Regions from separate parts of the Mus musculus genome. Here region 2 is linked to region 1. The links are chromatin loops, found by intact Hi-C in ENCODE. Cell type or tissue: gastrocnemius. All regions are shown on one strand. Links, peaks and the distances in the headings refer to the core of each region. The heading gives the core; the rest is flanking DNA. Region 1 overlaps Wwox (WW domain-containing oxidoreductase). Region 2 holds the start of Gm16116 (a long non-coding RNA gene).

Evidence for each region. Peaks named below come from ENCODE experiments on the same cell type or tissue, not always from the same donor. Only the 100,000 strongest peaks of a DNase experiment are listed, where the experiment ranks them.
Region 2: a loop joins it to region 1, with 1.8 times the contacts of the local background. A loop is called at or near these places in 2 of 42 quality-filtered maps.

What each region holds. Positions count from the first base shown.
Region 1 is chr8:114,710,782-114,719,323 of GRCm38, forward strand. It overlaps Wwox (WW domain-containing oxidoreductase), which reads left to right. Exons shown (of 9, transcript NM_019573.3): 8 at 1,206-1,470. Among named protein-coding and RNA genes, the nearest start is that of Gm16118, 6.9 kb to the left of the region's middle. In gastrocnemius, for the core only: a CTCF peak has its summit at 5,095 (motif pointing left); DNase peaks (open chromatin) are centred at 5,085 and 8,250; H3K27ac peaks cover 1,413 bases.
Region 2 is chr8:114,595,925-114,604,466 of GRCm38, forward strand. All of the region lies in intron 5 of Wwox (WW domain-containing oxidoreductase), which reads left to right. Gm16116 (a long non-coding RNA gene) reads right to left here and starts at 746. Exons shown (of 3, transcript XR_388058.3): 1 at 1-746. In gastrocnemius, for the core only: no CTCF peak of the experiment used is centred there; DNase peaks (open chromatin) are centred at 4,446 and 7,291; H3K4me3 peaks cover 603 bases; H3K27ac peaks cover 651 bases.

The DNA.
Region 1 (8,542 bases), core at 280-8,279:
TGTGAGTTCCTGTTTGATAATGAACAGTGTTAAGATGATGAGCATAATCCAAATAAAACCTTTTCCTTCTGGTCATGTTATTTCTTCACAGTAGTATCAAGACAAACCAGGGTCCTCTACAATGCGCAAAGTTAACATAATGAAGCCAAGTGTGGAGGAACCTTAAACAACTATGATAATATCTAGAACATTCTTTCTTGGTTGTTTCTTACGATCTGTGTTTTGTAAGACAGTTTCCTTTTTATTTATTTTTCTTCCTTTTCTGACTAAGAGAAAGGCAGGTATAACTGAAGCACACAGCTGGTGTTTAATGGCTCTGTCAGACTCTATTATAAAACATCACTTAGTTACTTTGATTTGTGAGTATCCATGCCATGCCTGTACTCAAAAAATGGTAGACTCAGCCAGAACCCGTTTCTGGCTTTGTTTACATTTAATTTTTACACACGAAAGACTTCTGATGGCACCTCACCAAGGTTACAACCCTTTTATGATCATTAATTTTTAATCTGGAAAAGAGTCTTAGAGGCAAGATGGCTCGTCTGTATTAACTTGGATGCTCAAATGGAAACACACAGATCTCTTACATTTGGCTAAAATAATCAGGAAAACCCTGCCAAAGGTTAGGAATGTGATGTTGTTTCCCCAATGCAGTCACCTTTTATCTAAAGCTTGTTTCTATTTAATTATCCTTGAAGATGGTTGAAGATCTTGAGTGCACACACACACACACACACACACACACACACACACACACAGAGAGAGAGAGAGAGAGAGAGAGAGAGAGAGAGAGAGAGAGAGAGAATGAGAGAGAGAGAATGAGAGAGAGATATTTCGACTTTTGATTTCATACCTTTCATTGAAACTCAGCCTAGTTGGAACTCATGATAGCACAGGCTAGCCCCAAGTTCAGGGTGACTGCCCTGCCTGAGCTTTTTGATTGCAGCTACAGGCTTGAAGTATATATTTGGAGGTTCAGTGAACCTTGGGTTTATTTTGCCTACTGAAGTTGTGGGTGTAGGTTTCTCCTTCCTCGTTGGATCAAAGTAATTGGCCGTGTGTTAAGTCACCATCTGCATTTAGGGGACATGATTGTGAGGTACTCTAGATCAGATCCCTATAGGTCGGTCAGACTTCAAACAAACCCCAAAGCCCTGTGAGAAGCCGAATCGTTGGTGCTCCACTTCATGCTCTTTGTTTCCTAGATTTACAGATATTAATGACTCCTCCGGGAAACTTGACCTCAGCCGCCTGTCTCCACCGAGGAGCGACTACTGGGCCATGCTGGCTTATAACAGATCTAAACTCTGCAATATCCTCTTCTCCAATGAACTGCACCGTCGCCTCTCCCCGCGCGGGGTCACATCCAACGCAGTGCACCCTGGGAACATGATGTACTCAGCCATCCATCGCAACTCATGGGTGTACAAGCTGCTGTTCACCTTGGCCAGGCCGTTCACCAAGTCCATGGTAAGTGTGCGGCTTCTGGAACCGCCCAGATGCCTTCAGTCGCCGTCACAGAAGGGCCTGGAAACCCAGACCCACATGTCTAGTTGTGATGTCATTGTCACCGGCTGTGGTGGGCCTGGGATTGAGTACACAGCATCTAGCCTGTTCATTCATTAGCAAAAGCTCTTCAATACTTCCGTCACGTTTAGATTGTGTCTGTTGCTCTACCATAGTCTTGGCTTGGATAATAGATGCTGGTTGTCAGTGTTAGGTGGAGAACACCTGAAAACCTTGGAGGTTTGGGGTGAGGGACACAATAATGGTTTGTTTTCTCTCAATGTGATTTCTGCTTTGATTCACAAACTACTGCAAAATAGAACTTGCTACGTGTGCTGTGTGTTAGTTGCAAATGTGGATTCGGGAGTGTTAGTAGGCACTTTTCTTCTTGGTTCAGTGAGGTTTTTGTATCGGATGTTCTAGATGCTTCTTATAATGGAGGTCTGGGTATAGCTCCTTCCTGGAGAAGGCTTTGTGGCTAGAGTGTGGTTTATCCTTCATATCCCTGAAGACAAATCTCTTGGAGGAATCTCACCGCTGCGGTTAGAACTGAAGTATTCACAAAGCTGAATATGAAGGTTTTACATATTTGTCGGTTGTTTTATCAATGGTGTGTGAAAGCTTTTCTGTGAATCCATTAGCCCAGTGTTACTTGAATATAGAAGTGCATGTTGCACAGCATCCTCGGTCAGTCGCCCTTCTGAGCTCGGGGCCAGGGAAATGGCTTAGTGGGATAAGCGTGTTCTGAACAAGAATTAAGAACTAGATTCAGACCCCCAGAAGACAGATGAAAGCTGGGAGTAGCTTTATGTGTTTGCAACCTCAATGTTAGGGTTCCATGATTGGATCTCTCAGGGCCTGAAGTTCCAGGTGCAGTGAGAAGTCTGCTGATAGGTAGATAGATAGATAGATAGATAGATAGATAGATAGATAGATAGATAGATAGATAGCTCATAGATACAGTAGAGGGTGTTAAAAGAAGAACCCAACATCTACCTCAGACATATGTAAAAATAACTTTTATTTGCCTGAAGTAATTGTCATCTCTGAGTCTTACTGCCTCTGTCTGCTAACCTATACCTCGTCCTGGAAGCTTCTAACCTCTGTACAATCCTATCTAGGCCTAGAATGTTTTCAGCCTCTGAGACTTGCTGCTGAATCCGCTGACCTCTGACTTGTTCTTTCTGAGCTCTGGCTCAAATTCCTTTCCCTGTAGGCTGATTCAATCTGGATTCTCTTGGTGTCCTACTGAAGTGCTCTGCTTGGCCTCATATTGACCGTGTCATTCTGCTCTAATCTTCTGGCTCCTTCTCATCCTCTGGCTCGTTCTGTCTTCACCTGTGTCTAGCTTGTTCTCTCTCTGCAATCTGACTCTGTACAACTGTCTGGTAAAACTGCCTCCTGTCTTCTTTCTTTCTTTGCACTGCCCCCAAAGTAGCTTTCCCTTTCCTCTCTTTTCTTGTGAGAGTTGGCCATAGTCTGTTCTGTCAAATCTTTTTCTGATTTGTCACTTTGTCTGCCACTCAACTAGACATCGCTTTCAGGCATGGTACTTTAACTAACTTTGCTTTCATTGTTTAAGATTAAAGGTGTCCACTAAAGGCTTGTCTGTATTCCAGCTAGAGGGATTAAAGGTGTGTACTCAGGCTGAGCCACACCACCACTAGAAATAGCGTTTTCTAGTAAACAGCACAATCTTGGGTTTTATGATGTGGTCAAATATCCTGCAGCGGATTTATATACATGAACCCATTGGTGTGCACACCACCACACACATACATACATACATACATACATACATATGAATGTTCCACAAATACACACATGAGATAAATAATAAAAGTATTTTCCTTTGAACTTATAGATCCTTGGCAGTTACTGGTGCTGTTTTTTTAAATGATCAAAATTGGGTCTTTAGGCATATAAGTCCAGCTATCCTTCTGGTGGTGGCAAGGACAGCCATCGGCTGCCTGGCACAGTAGAACAACTGGCTCTCCTTAGCATTTCTCCTAATCAAGTTCCAGTGTTTCCTGTGGCCATCAAGACAAGGTAGGGAATTTGTCTCAAGCATCCTATCCTGCCACGTTATACCTCAAATAACGGACTCCAGAACAGAGGATTTGTCTAGTGGTCACCATCTGGCCATTGTCCACATATAGTAATTGAGACCTTGATATATGTTGTACAGCTGGGGAAATTCTGAATTCTGTTCAGTTTCAGTTTCAGTAGTCATACATGTCATGTACAGGGTGCTGTGTATAGCACCTTTTTTTTCCCTTGTCCTTAGTTTCTTTCGATTCTGTGAGCAGTACCTGAGTGTAGAAAGTTCTCGTGCCTCAATGTAGATGACAGATATAACAGGGGACATGGGCTAAAATTGATAATAAGTGAAATAATTCTATTTGCTGTGACTATAGTGATTTTAGTATGATAAATAGGGAATCTGCTGGTGGGTATAGGAGGAGGTTGATGTCTCTGTCTCTACCTTGATCACTCCAGGAGTAAGATTCCTGGCAAGACAGGAAAATGGCGTAGGAGAACCTGAGGCGGTGGCCTCAGACCTATCTATCTGGTCTCGAGGCAACCCTAGTGACTGCGAGTTTCCATTCTCCTATTCCTGATTAACTAGGAAGCAGGACTTGATATCTCATCAGCACACATTAGCTACGGCTGTTGACTGTTTTTCTTTGTTTGTATGTGGTTGTTTTTGAGCCAGGGTCTCACTATGTAGGCCTGGCGAGCATTCTGAGTGCCAGGATTCCAACCCTAGGTGTAGAGATTAACAACATCGTGGGGCACAGAGTCTTGTTTAGGTCCTCTTTGATATCAGTGACCTGTCTAAATGGCCGGTGGTACTTTGCCATTGAGTTCCATATTGTTGGGTTCTTCAGACGGGAGGATGGAGCTCAAGAGGAGGGAGGAGGGAGTTTTGGAGGAAGGAATATGGAGTTCCAGGAGGAGGGAGCTCATGATGAGGGAGGAGAGCAGAGGGAGCCCAGGAGAAAGGAGAAGAGAAGACGCCCATATACTTCTCTAGGCTAGGACTCCATTTGTCCTTCAGAGTTCCTTCCCCATCTCACCTTGCTAAAAGCATTCTTCCCTGTGGCATGGGCATAGCTTGGGTATACTCTCCATTGTACAAGGCCCAGGAAAGAAGAAATACCACCCTGCCTGGCGCTCAGGAAGCCCAGCCCCCCTCCTCCCTGCAGCCAGCCCCTGTAAGCATTAAACAGCAGTGTTTTAATATCAACGTCCCTTCTTTATTTGCTGTGACTCGCTGTGACTATGGTGATTTTAGTTACCGTAATTAGGTCACCCTTCATGGAGTCGGGCTATTTTAAGTGGCTCTTTAAGGACTATTGTTGCAGATCAGTAATTTTACAATTGGATGCTCTCGTGCAACTTTATTAAATGTAATATGTCTTTTAAATGTTGCCCTTTTACAGTTATACGTTTCTAATTGTTGCTGTAAATGCATTATCACTTTGAAATTAATTAATTTTTGCATTTGGGCATCCTGCAGTATAATAATCACTAATGAGAAACTCACGGGGACTAATTCTTAGCACAGTGCCCCCTACCGGCAAGGTCATGTCTCTGCCGCCCTCTTCCTCCAGAGGGCCACAGGACAAGTGTCCTAGGAGTTCTGGGAGAGGTGATTATTCCTCCCGCCTCGAATTTATGATAACATAAAAAGAATGAGCAAAATGGAAATACGCTGTTTTAAATGTTGTTTAAACCAAGATTTTTTTTTTTTACCAGTAGCAGTCCCTAAAATGTCTTAAAGGAAACCAAAGTTTGCTGAGAGTGTTCGCATGATGAAGTCACATCACCAAGGAGTTTTGTGTTGACACCTCTGCCTCTAAACTGCGTTTTATGTATAGTAATGTGTGTGCCAGATGTTAGCATACATGATACGGCAAGGTGTGCAAATGACATCATATCAGTATAAACCTGACCTGTGCTGTTACCTAACGGCGTAAGAGATTTACCAGGGTGGTTATGGCTATTGGTGTGTGCTGTCTCGTTTGAGAGCTTCGAAGCTCTCAGCTGAGGGGCACCTTGGCAACTTGCACCTGACCTCGAGACACCTCAGGTATCTATCTGCCTGTTTTATTTTTCCCTCACAACACTTCTGCAGGGTCAGAATGAATTGCATCTGTGCCAGGAAAAGCCTACCTAGCCTGTTCAAGAAAATGCCATCCTCGCCTCCAGAGCCTTCGCCAACTCCTTCCAGCTCCATTTCCTTAGTCAAACACACCGTAGCGCCCCTGCCATGTGTGTCTGATTGTGTCGTTATGTTTCCTCTTTAAAGCATTTGACAGCACCTTCTTGACCCACTCCCCTCTTTTTTTTTCCACATTAGTTTTGAACGCTGGTAAACAACCTCCTTGCCAGAGGTCTCAGGGCCAAGCCAGCCCTCTATGGCTCCGAGTGTAAATTTCAAGTTGAGCACAGTCACGTGCCTTGAAGGGTGTTTGGAGCAACCAAATATTTGTGTTGGCAGGTAACTGTCGGAAAGAATATCATGTGTTGGGGTAACAAGAGCTTAGCAGATGTTTTAGGGAACTGTGTTTTCATATCAGTTCACTTTTTTTTTTTAAAATGGCTTGAGTTTGTAGATCTTCTGAAAGGATTGGGTTTCTCTTCCTGTAGCCATGAAAAGGCTGCCATTGTAAGGAGCCCTAACAGATGTGTGGCTACCCGGCTAATGGATGGGCCTGCAATGCTAGGTCCCGTTGCAGAGCTATAAATTACAAGCAGAGAAAGCACAACATAGCGTTCTCCTAACCTTACGCAGTGCCAAGCTGGGTAACTCTGCCCTTGGATAACCCGCGGCCTGGTGATTTATAGTCGTACAACTTTAAAGCATAATGAAGGGCCTAATAAATGTTGATTTGTTCTTTAAATTACTATTTTTAACAAAATACATCCCTCAAAGGCCTGTAGCTGGCTACTCTGAAGGTGCATTCAAGGACCCACCTCATGTCTGAATCCTTATTGGTATATTGGCGTGCCCCATACAAGGAGAGACAGGACTAACAGGGACTTTCCAGTTTCTCTCTCTCTCTCTCTCTCTCTCTCTCTCTCTCTCTCTCTCTCTCTCCCTCCCTCCCTCCCTCCCTCCCTCCCTCCCTCCCTCTCTCTCTCTCTCTCTCTCTCTTTCTTTCTTTCTTTCTTTCTTTCTTTCTTTCTTTTTTTCTTTCTTTCTTTCTTTCTTTCTTTCTTTCTTTCTTTCTTTCTTTCTTTTCAGTTGAGAAAAGAAAACACACCCTGCAACATGGAAACCCATATTCCTTGTTGATCACAGTATTTTGAGCCTTCCAAGCATGGGTGGAATTCGCTGATTTCTGTGTTCCCCCAAGCCGAGGTATGGCAGGAAAGTAGACTTTGGGGACCTCTGCGGCCGGGCCACACATGAGCTTTCTCACCACGGCTTCTCCAGAGGCTCAGCTCTCCTCTTACAGAGGGCTACCTCCCTGCAGCCTTCTTACCTGAAGGTGATCATTATTAGCTTAGGGCTCATTAGTCAGCTTTCCATTCTGCCCAGAGCTTTAAAGTGTGTGGCGTTTGCTTAGTCCCAAGGCCCGGGCATGTGGCGGGTTTCACAAGAGCCAAGAACTTGGAATCTTTAGGCAGTTGTTTTAAAGTTTCGTTCCCCTGCTTCTCTTCAGTCGTTTTGTAATAATTCAACCTGCCTTGGGTCAAATGTCTGTATCCGTGCGGTGACTATGAGCTGTGAGCTCCTAATTCACATGGAAAGATGGTTGGAATAAGATCTAGGGGGTCTTCTTTAATTTTTTTCGTAGATTCTGTAACCCTGAGGCATCCAGAGGTATGCTTGGTCCCTCAAGTGGGAAGTGCCTTTCAAGGCTGTCTCGGCTTTCACTTCATGCTTCCGAAGTGGCTGCAGGAGTGGTGATCACTGCGTCCTGAACACATTCTGAAAGCAAAGTGGGGCCGTATCATTCTCCACCCCTTAGCTCTTTCTCCATAAGAAGAGGATTCTGACTCTGAGCTGCTCTGTGAGTCATCTTTCCCTGCTCCCACTCTCCGAAATTAAGTCGATCGTCCCTGTTCCTGGCGGATGGATGATGGGAGGCTAACAAAACACAGAAGTGACTTTTTGTAAAATAGAAGAATCAGCCATCCAGTGGCTTAGACTGTCTACCCACAGTGTGGCCACGAGAACATATGAGAATTAATCAGAGGGTACCTGGGTTCTCGGTTCCACATGACCAGCCCCAGCTCTAGTCAGCCCAGCCATGCGTTCTTTCCTAATAAATTTTTCATTCTAGAATATTCCATCTTTTCCGCTCTTATCCACTCTGCTCTCCCCGGAAGCATTCCAGGTCTCTCAGATTAGAACAAGGGTTTTGTCACATGATGTCATAAAAAAAAAAAAAAAGAAATTCAGGAAGTACCCGGAGCCCCTCAAAAGCACAGGCTCCACTCTGACTAAAGGGCCAGGGTCCAAACAGTTCTAGTTCCCAACCTTTCCACAGCTGTGACCTCAGAAGAGAGTCCCTGTGTGCTTTCATTTGATATTCAAACATGGCAACACTGTACGTCATTGTAAAGGAAAGAATGCTGTGTGCTTATGCAGGAGGGTCAGTAGTGGGCTCTTTGCCGCTAGTCTCCCTGAGGTGGGGAAGGATTGCAGTTCAGAGTGTGTAAGAAATGGTGAGGCCAGGTCTCACAGCCTCAGCGTATCCAGGGTAGCTAGGGTCAGAGCCAAAAGCCCCCAGGCACTTGGCTCCAAGCCACAGCAATGGATTCCCTCAGAAAAGCATGTTTGGAAGGAAGATTATTCATTTTGAGATCTGGAGAGCTCTAGAACTGTTAGGGAATATTCTAGAGTTAGGCGACTCTAGAAATACCAGCTCCCCTCTGTCCTAACTCATGAGCAAGTTTCCTACCTTCATTAAGACTCTCGTGAAATACCAGGACTTGTGCCCACCTTATGGACTTATGGACTGCACTGAGGAAATGAAGGGCAGCAAGCATTTATAGATACTTGATAACCATCACTGCC
Region 2 (8,542 bases), core at 425-8,424, 110 kb before region 1:
TGAGCCAAAATAAATCCTCTCTGGCTTGCAGTGTTTGCTTTGTTATTTGTCCCAGTAATGAGAGGTGACTAAGACAGCAGCCCTTGTCACAGTGAGCTCTTTTCCCCATGGTTCCTGGTACAAACAGCTCAGGGAGAACCACGCTTGGCCTTTTTATTGGGCAGAGACCTCCCGTGAATCACCAGCAGTGACCCAGGTAATAGTGTTCCATATGTAGGCTGGTGTTAACGCCCTCTTTGTACATGATGCTAGGAGTCTCCGTTCCCTACTGGGACAGCATCATCTTTGCTCACATCACCGGACTAAGCACCTCAGGAAAGATCTTGGACAGGCAAACCCATGGCTTCCCCCATCCACAGTGTTCTCCCGGTAGCTCACCCCATGCTCTGGGTCTTTCGAGATGTTTCTGGGGCTAGAAAGAAATCCCGGTGTGATTGTCAACTGCTTGATGAATTGGTCTCACCAGTGATCCGCAAAGAAAGGGCCACTTTCTAAGCGACACTACAGGGAGAGCCTTCCTGCTCACATGCTTCCGATACCTGTTCTCAGGTCTGTCCCTAGAAGCAGAGCTCCACGCTGCTCCCCTGTGTTCTGGGTGGACTTGCCTTCCTAAGGGGAAGGAAGACAGAGGCCACAGAGCAGAATTCCCGACAAGAATGTGGCTTCCACTGAAGGTTGGCTTCAGTCTGACCCCAACAGGAGCTCCTGGAGGGCCAAGTGATGCTACCCAAATTGGCCCTGCCTGAGACAAGGCTTTAACTGACGGCAGTCCGTGATTGGAGAACATCTGCCAGGGAAGGCGGGCTATGTGGGAGAAGTCCCTGGGGAATAGGGGGAGGTGGCAGATTAGAAGCATGTGATCATAATTCATCAATAGCTGGTGTCTCCTGGGCTGGGTAGCTCTGCTCAGAGAAAGGGTCTGGGGCAAGAAGGCGGTACTACAGCAGAGTGCTCACCTTCAGATGGCAGTACTACAGAGTGCTCACCTTCATCCAGAAGCTCCTCTCAAACAAGTCCTCCATGCAGAGAGGAACAGAGCATTCATGAAATGCTCTGAAGTCAGGTCTTGCACCCATGCATTCTACAGGATCCCCCTTCTTTGACCCCAGCACAGGTGTGCAAGCTGACATCAGGCTCTTCCCGCTGAAATCTTCTCAGGCTCACTTTCTGCAGTCTGACCTGTTTCCTCCCGTGGTGATCCTCAAGTTAAGTTTTGTTTAGTGAAACGCAAGGCTATTCAGGATGCTGGGCTAACATCTTCCCGTTGTAATTGAGTAAATATATTATACACAGCTGGGTAGGTGGTTTCCGTGCTGGCCTGGCTGCTATGGTTTCAAGATGGACACCATCTTCTTTAAAACACACTCGGCGGTGAAGGCATTTGTTCCTGGTTTCCCGTGGCGCTCCTCCTCTAGAAAAATGCAGTTACCTGGACATTTCAGAAGCACTTTTCGTACGATACTGAAAGAGTGAAAAAGGAAAGCCCCTTGCCCTCCCCAAACAATGGTTACACAGAGACAACAGTGGGCTGTGCTGAATGCAGCCACGTCAAGGAAGTGCAATAAACGGAGATAGATTGTTCTCCAAGCCTCACTTTATTGGATATTGTAATTGACATATAGTTGTCATTTATAATCATCTGTCCATTCCTGGGAGTTGGGAGCAGTAAAGTTAATTGTGGCGGCTCATTTGCATTAATCTCACCTCTGAAGGGTACAGTAACCCATTAATATCACGTCATGATGAATTATCGCAAATAACATTGAGCATATTGATTAATGATCTCTGAGATTTGTATCTCGTTAAAACATTTTGTTAGCTCTTTAAACTTTTAAGCCAATAACCCTTGTGTGTAGGAGGAGCCTGGGGATCATCCGAGGGGTGCTGTGTGCGTGGAGGTGTGCAATCGGGGGTCACCGGTTCACGGAATCAGCCGGCCTGCTTCCCTTTGATTATTTATTCTTTGCTTTGGGACATCAAGGACTTTTTTCAGGGTAACTTTCTTGCGTGCTTCCATGGTCGGTGCTTTCTTTAGAACAGCATCTTCTTTGATTGTAAAGAGACTCTCATTGTTAAAGGATTGTAGTAAGATTTTCACTTTATTATTATTTTGTGTGCATGTGTGCATGCACGTGTGTGTTGTGTACATGTTCAATTGAATGTGCTCGTGTGGGGCTATACATATAGAAGCTACAGGTTGACATCAAGTGTCTTTCTTAATCTTTCTCCACCCTACTTTTCATTCTGTCTGCCTGTCTGTCTGCCTGCCTGTCTGCCTGTCTGTCTGTCTGCCTGCCTGCCTGCTTACCTACCTACCTATGAACTAACCGGGACTTTCATGACCCAGAACTCATCTCTTTGGCTAGACCAGCTGGGCATCAGGCTCCAGGGATGCCCCTGTTTCATCCTTCTCCACTCTCCGCACTGGGATTGCAGATCTGTGCCACCTCCCACAGCCTTCATGCTGGCTACAGGCTCAGGTCCCCATGCTGGTGCAGCAGGCAGGCTAACCAGTGTGCCATTCCCCTAGCTCAGGGAGCGTTTGGGAGCCACCCATTGTGGCTTTTATGTCTCTTAGCCGCTTGGATACGTCTGCTACCTTAAAGTTCACCATTATTCTTTTTCCTCTATGGCAGTATTTTCAAACATGAGTGTTAACATAAACATACATCCTGTACAGGATGGGTTGCTCGAATGAAATACTGTGATTTTTTTTTTTTTTTTTTAGATACTGCTCGCTTAGACACCCAGAGAGTTTAGGTGATTCAAGATTTCATCTCTCAAACAAACAACCACCAACCAACACAAAAAACACTAAAACCAAAAGAAAACAAAACATGAATCCTCATATTTGCCACATGTATACTATGTACCCATTAATAAAATAATAATGAAGTCTTATCAAAAGTCATTTGCAGGTGCTGGAGGGAGACATCAGAAGGTAAAAATGTTTGCCGTACAAGCGTTAAGACGTGAGTTCGATCCCAGAACTCACATAAAAAGTTCTGGGGGAGAGATGGCATGCGTTTGTAATTCCAGAGCTGGAGAGCTGGAAATGGAAAAATCCCTTGGGCTCCCCACTCAGGCAAGTCTAGCCTCACTAGTGAGCTCCTGGCCAGTGAGAAATCCTATATTAACAGAGGCAGATGGATTCCTGAGGATGACGCAGGACATTGTCCCTTACCTCTCCCCACACACGAGTGAGTACACAAGTGTTCTCGCGTGCACTGGACCAGACACTCACATTTGTAGTAAAACAAAAGACAAGGCCCTCCACATGGTTTCCTGGCACACGTTTAAATGTGGGAGTCACTGTAGAGAAAAGTCAGCCTGTAACTTGAGTTACTAAGCTTTGCTCTAATATGTTTTTTTTCCTTCATTGGTTGCAAATGCGATCCAGTCCTCAGTCTTACAAACACGTATAATTCTGTTGAAGTTAGTATTCTGCTTATTTTCTCAAGGTGGTGTTTATTGGAATTTTAAACCCAGCCTCCTGGGCTAACTCTTTAAAGAGTGTGGAATTAACCCTCCTGAGTGAAGAATGCTGGGAAGACAAGGTCACAACTGTCCACCCCGGCTGGGGGTTCCACAGAAAGGGGACAGGTTTGGAGAGAGACAAAGGACCACTGCTCCTGCTGGCCTACAGACCCCAGCCCGGGGCCCATCAGTCCTCCACGAGGGAAGGACTGTTACCTCAGTGACATATTAACGGTCACTCTTTGAAGTGGATCTGACTGCCCCAGTTCACAGTCTAAATACCACGGGGAAAGGGTCACATTCACGCTGTGTCCGCACCTTGCGTTAGTAGGTGAGGACAGTCCTAACACACTCCAGGACACCTGTTTTGATGGGGCAGCCCTAAAACCGTAATCTGCCCAGATGTGCAGCAGTCTCCAGGCGTAACTAGCTGAGGACGGGGTGTCCTGCTTACTTTAAGAGCTCCCTCCATTGCCTGCTTTGTCAGGGCTGTCCTGTTCCTCACCCCACTGAGTCCTTTAAGATCAGTGTTTTCAAATCAAAGAAGCTTTTCTGTCTCCCAGGATAGTGTCTTGTAAAGCCAATCTCTTTATTACTTCCCCAGTTTAAGCCTTTATTACTTGCGATCCAAAGCCTGCTAGTGAATTATGCATTTCAGAGCTCCGGGTATCTTCTCAGCCCACTCTTCCTCTACCTTTTGGGGGGTCCAAAATAAAAACACAAACCCACCTCACGGTGAGCTTGAGGTGGGCGCCTTTCCATCCACAGCATTAATCCTTTTTTTTTTTTAAATCTGCTAACGGAAATATTTCCATTCCTCTCATTAATCAATTGAGATTTTCATTCCCTTGTTTTGTAAAAGCTGTTACAATAAATACTTTTTTTTTTTCACAAGGCGAAAATCCAAGAGATGGATGCAGCCAGCGTAATTAATTGCACCCGGTTACAGGAGATCAGCAAGTTTGTGAGATTCGCATGCTGCTCTGCCATATGGTTGCCCAGTAGGCGAAAAATTTGATTAATGTTTTGAAGTGGATTTTTTTCAGCAAATATTACGGCCCCAGATGAGGTGTTTTCCCCCCTCCTTCTCACTTTCTAGTATTGTTAGACTTAGCGGAAGGAACCGATCCTCTGATTTAAAAGCGTAATAACATTGTGATTCACCGAAACCTTAACAGGCAATCAAACTGACAGTCCTTCTGTCTCTCGTGAATACAGAAAAATAGTCCATTATGTCTTTGTTTGGTAATTAAGTGAAATGTGAGCATTGCCTTCTAGAACTTGATTCTTCCCCCAAATGAAATAATACACGCATTTCCGGCATGATTTATAAGTTGCGTATTTGCAAGGACTTTTAAAACTAAAAGCAAACAACAGAAGATAATAAAAAATAAAAATAGACCAGGGAAAAATGCCACCAATGAAACCATCCTGTTATTATTCGGTAGCTATCAAAGGAAAGCCAAATTTACCTGCAGTTGGCTGCCCTAAAGTATGTTACTTTCATGAGCGCTTCTGTTCTTATTTACTTATTTATTTATTTTTATTATGTTTGAAACTAGGACGGCCACGTATATCACTGGTCCATTTCACTACCAGGTTCCTGAACTCCATCACTTCCACATGGGGGTCATGCTCTGAGTTTTCTCCTGAGTGAGAACAAGGATTGATCCTTTATAATGCAATAGGACAGGATGTGGCCATCTGACTTTGGCATCCATTCAAAAAGGAGAAGGAGGAAGAGGAGGGAGGAGGAGAAGGAGGAAGAAGAAAAGAAAGAAAGGAAGAAAGAAAGAAGAAAGAAAAAGAATAGAGAGAAAGAAAGAGAGAGAAAGTGAGAGAAAAACATGCAATTTTAAAAACTATGTGGACTGGCTGGGAGTTCTTTAAATAAAATCAAACATGTCTCCACATGTTTGAGTGAGACTTGATGTCCCAGACTTCTCTGCTGGGGTTGTCAACGTTTCTCCTCTTCAAGGGTTTTCCTTTGCTTCTTGAAACAGTGTCTTACTCTGCATCCCCTGCTTACTTGAACTCACAGCAATTCCCCTGCTTCAGCCTCCAGAGCGCTGTGATCACAGGTGTCTTTAACTGGTTAAGCCCTGACTGTTGAGCTACCATCCAGCCTAAAGTCCCTGCCAGGGTCAGAGTCTGGATCTCTGACCTCTGACCAGGTGTGAGCCCATTTCTGAGTCTTTGAAGTCAAGCAGAAGTCTCCATCTTCTGTATCCACAAAGCACTGTAACTCCTTCTATCCCTCTGCCCTTTAGAGAGGCTGTTCACAGGGCACCTCTGTTGGACACAGTAGCAGTCTGCTGTCCCCCTGCAGGCATCCCTGGGCTCTTCACTCAGATGACCGTTTTTCCATTTAGTAACAGTAGCAATTTAAAGACTCTGAAGGTGCCTCCCTTCTCATGGCCTGCCAAGACACCGGAGCAGTCACAGGGGCAAGGACAGGACCACTTAAAATCCCCCCACAACACCCAGCTTTTGAAACTAGCTGAATCAAACCTTCAGGCAAAAAGGCTTCTTTTGGCATATATATATAGATACAGATAGATAGATAGATAGATAGATAGATAGATAGATAGATAGATTCTAGAGGACTGGGTGTTGGATCTGTTTTCTATTTTTTTTTTTTTAGAAAAAGTGGCTAAGGTCAGTGGAGTCACATTTACCTACAAAAGAATGAAGTGTTTGAGTCCTGGTTGGTTTTTAATAATGCCTGCAGGAAGGCATCCAAGCAGCCTGCTTTCTTAAATTTGAACCCTTAACTCTCCCATAATACAGCAGTTTTGGAAATATTTACAATAATCGTTTCCCTTGAGACTTAGCTAATTTTCCCTTTTTGATACAGCTGTTCTAAGTGACTATTTTCACTCTGCATTTTAACACACATAATACAGTACATATCATAAAGAAATACTACTTTCTTCCCCATTCTATGTAGTTTGTGTGGTCACCTCTAATTATTCCCTGGGCACTTTTTTTAATGAAAAGAGTAAAGAGTTTTTAATTTTTATTTAATATGGCAGGTGAAACACGGACAATATATGATCGGTTGGCAGGAGACAGTGTGTTGAATTATTTATGAGTTTACTTCCCCCCCCCCCTGCCCCTTCAACAGCAGGTACATATAGGAAATTCATTACCAGGCCTGGGACAGATACTGCGGAGGCTTTGATGAACGTCGTGCTTTATAAGTATCAGAAATGATGTCCTAGTTTGGTGTAGGTGGTTTGGGTTTTGTTGTGATGATGGTTGTGACTTTTGTTTGAATGCAGTTTGTGCAGAATGAGCAAGCCAAGCTACGTTGCAGTTTTCTCTGCAAAAAAGGAATATGTTCCGTACCCCATCTTTTGTTAGAATTGTGTTGTACCTGCTGCGTGGTGATTTTTGCCCCTTTGTTCTCTAGAGGGGCCCAATATAAATGTAACACCTCCCTTTGTGTCAAGTTGAAGTTTCCTAGGAGTAACCCCTTTAGAACAAACTAAGCCAGAGAATATCATTCCTTTATATGTTCCTTCTTCTATATGAACTGACCATTGGAATCATGAGGTATTATATCTCATCGGTATTTCCTTACAAGAATAGACTCATTTATATTTAAGCATCTGTCAGGAAGGTGAGAGCCACTACATTCTCCTAATTGGGGGTAAAATCCAGACAAATTTAGGGAAACAATTATCATCTCAAGAATTGGAAGAGCAAAAAGAAAACTAACGCAGGGGAGGGGAGGAGGTCCTGGGTGCTTGGGATTATACAGTGTTGCCATGCAGAAGTAATGTACTGCCCAGCAGGAAGGCTCCACTTCTTCTCATGAACTCAAAAGGAAGACAAGGCATGCCTGCAAGCTGGCAGGGAGAGTCGGGGCACAGGCTGCCGCAGCAAAACTTTTGCCACAATGTTTCTTCCTAGCTTTGGAATGCCATCTTTGTCAAAAGTGAATGCAGGAGAGTTAATGTGTTTCCTATTTTCCTCTCTCTCTCTCTCTCTCTCTCTCTCTCTCTCTCTCTCTCTCTCTCTCTCGTGTGTGTGTGTGTGTGTGTGTGTGTGTGTGTGTGTGTGTGTGTGTGAGAGAGAGAGAGAGAGAGAGAGAGAATTTGTTTTCAAGATGCTAACTTGGCAATAAATAAATAAATAAAACTTTCGCAAAGGAAAGTAGTTTTTGGAGAACCCAAGAAGGCACACCCTAAAGGGGTTCTGTAAAGGGAAGCATGTGAGATGCTTTCACGGCAGGGGTCCACACATTTATTTCAATGAATTTCTGCGGAGGAAAAGGGGAAAGAGGGGGTGAGTGGACGATGGAGCAGAGGGAAGGAACAGAGTAGTGACTTCCTGAGCAAAGGTCAGGGAAAGAGGCCCAGCCATTCACTTGCAGATCAGAGTTCTGAAATGAAGCTGTTTTCTTGCCAACGTTGCTTGTGAGCACATCCTCACGAAATCTTTCTCTTATGCCAGCTGGAATCATGTGATATTTTCTCCAAAGCTCGGAGTAAAATATTACAGGTTGTATACAGAGAACTGATTTTCTTCATGGCAGGTGTTGTTTTTTGTTTTTTTGTTTTTTTTTGTTTTTTTCTTTTTTTAAAAAATTCTACCAGCCAGAGTGTGAGTCACCCCGTCGCAGATTTGAGAAAACTCGGTGACATTTCCAATCGTCACTTTCTTTTTCTTTCCCTGAAGAATGAGGTCAGCTGTGTTTCATTTATAATCCCCAGGACATCAGCTCACAGATTCAGTGCAAGGTTATAAACATCGCTTTATTAAATTTGTAACAGGGAATCGCCTCGCTGGCCCGTTTATACATTTTCATCTCTCTGTATTCTTTCCCCTTGTGCGTGTTGTACTAACTGAAGGATCTCGCCAGCACACTCCTCTTGGGTCTCTACACCTGAAGTTTTCTCCAAGGTCCCAGATTTGACCAAACAAAGCACGATTGGCCTTGCGGACCCCCACATACTCACAAAGCAGACATGTCAATATCTGCCCACGTGTTTATTTGTAATTAAAGCCCAGGCACTCTAGAATGGCTTTCTCATTAATCTGGAAACGCAGCTTCGTT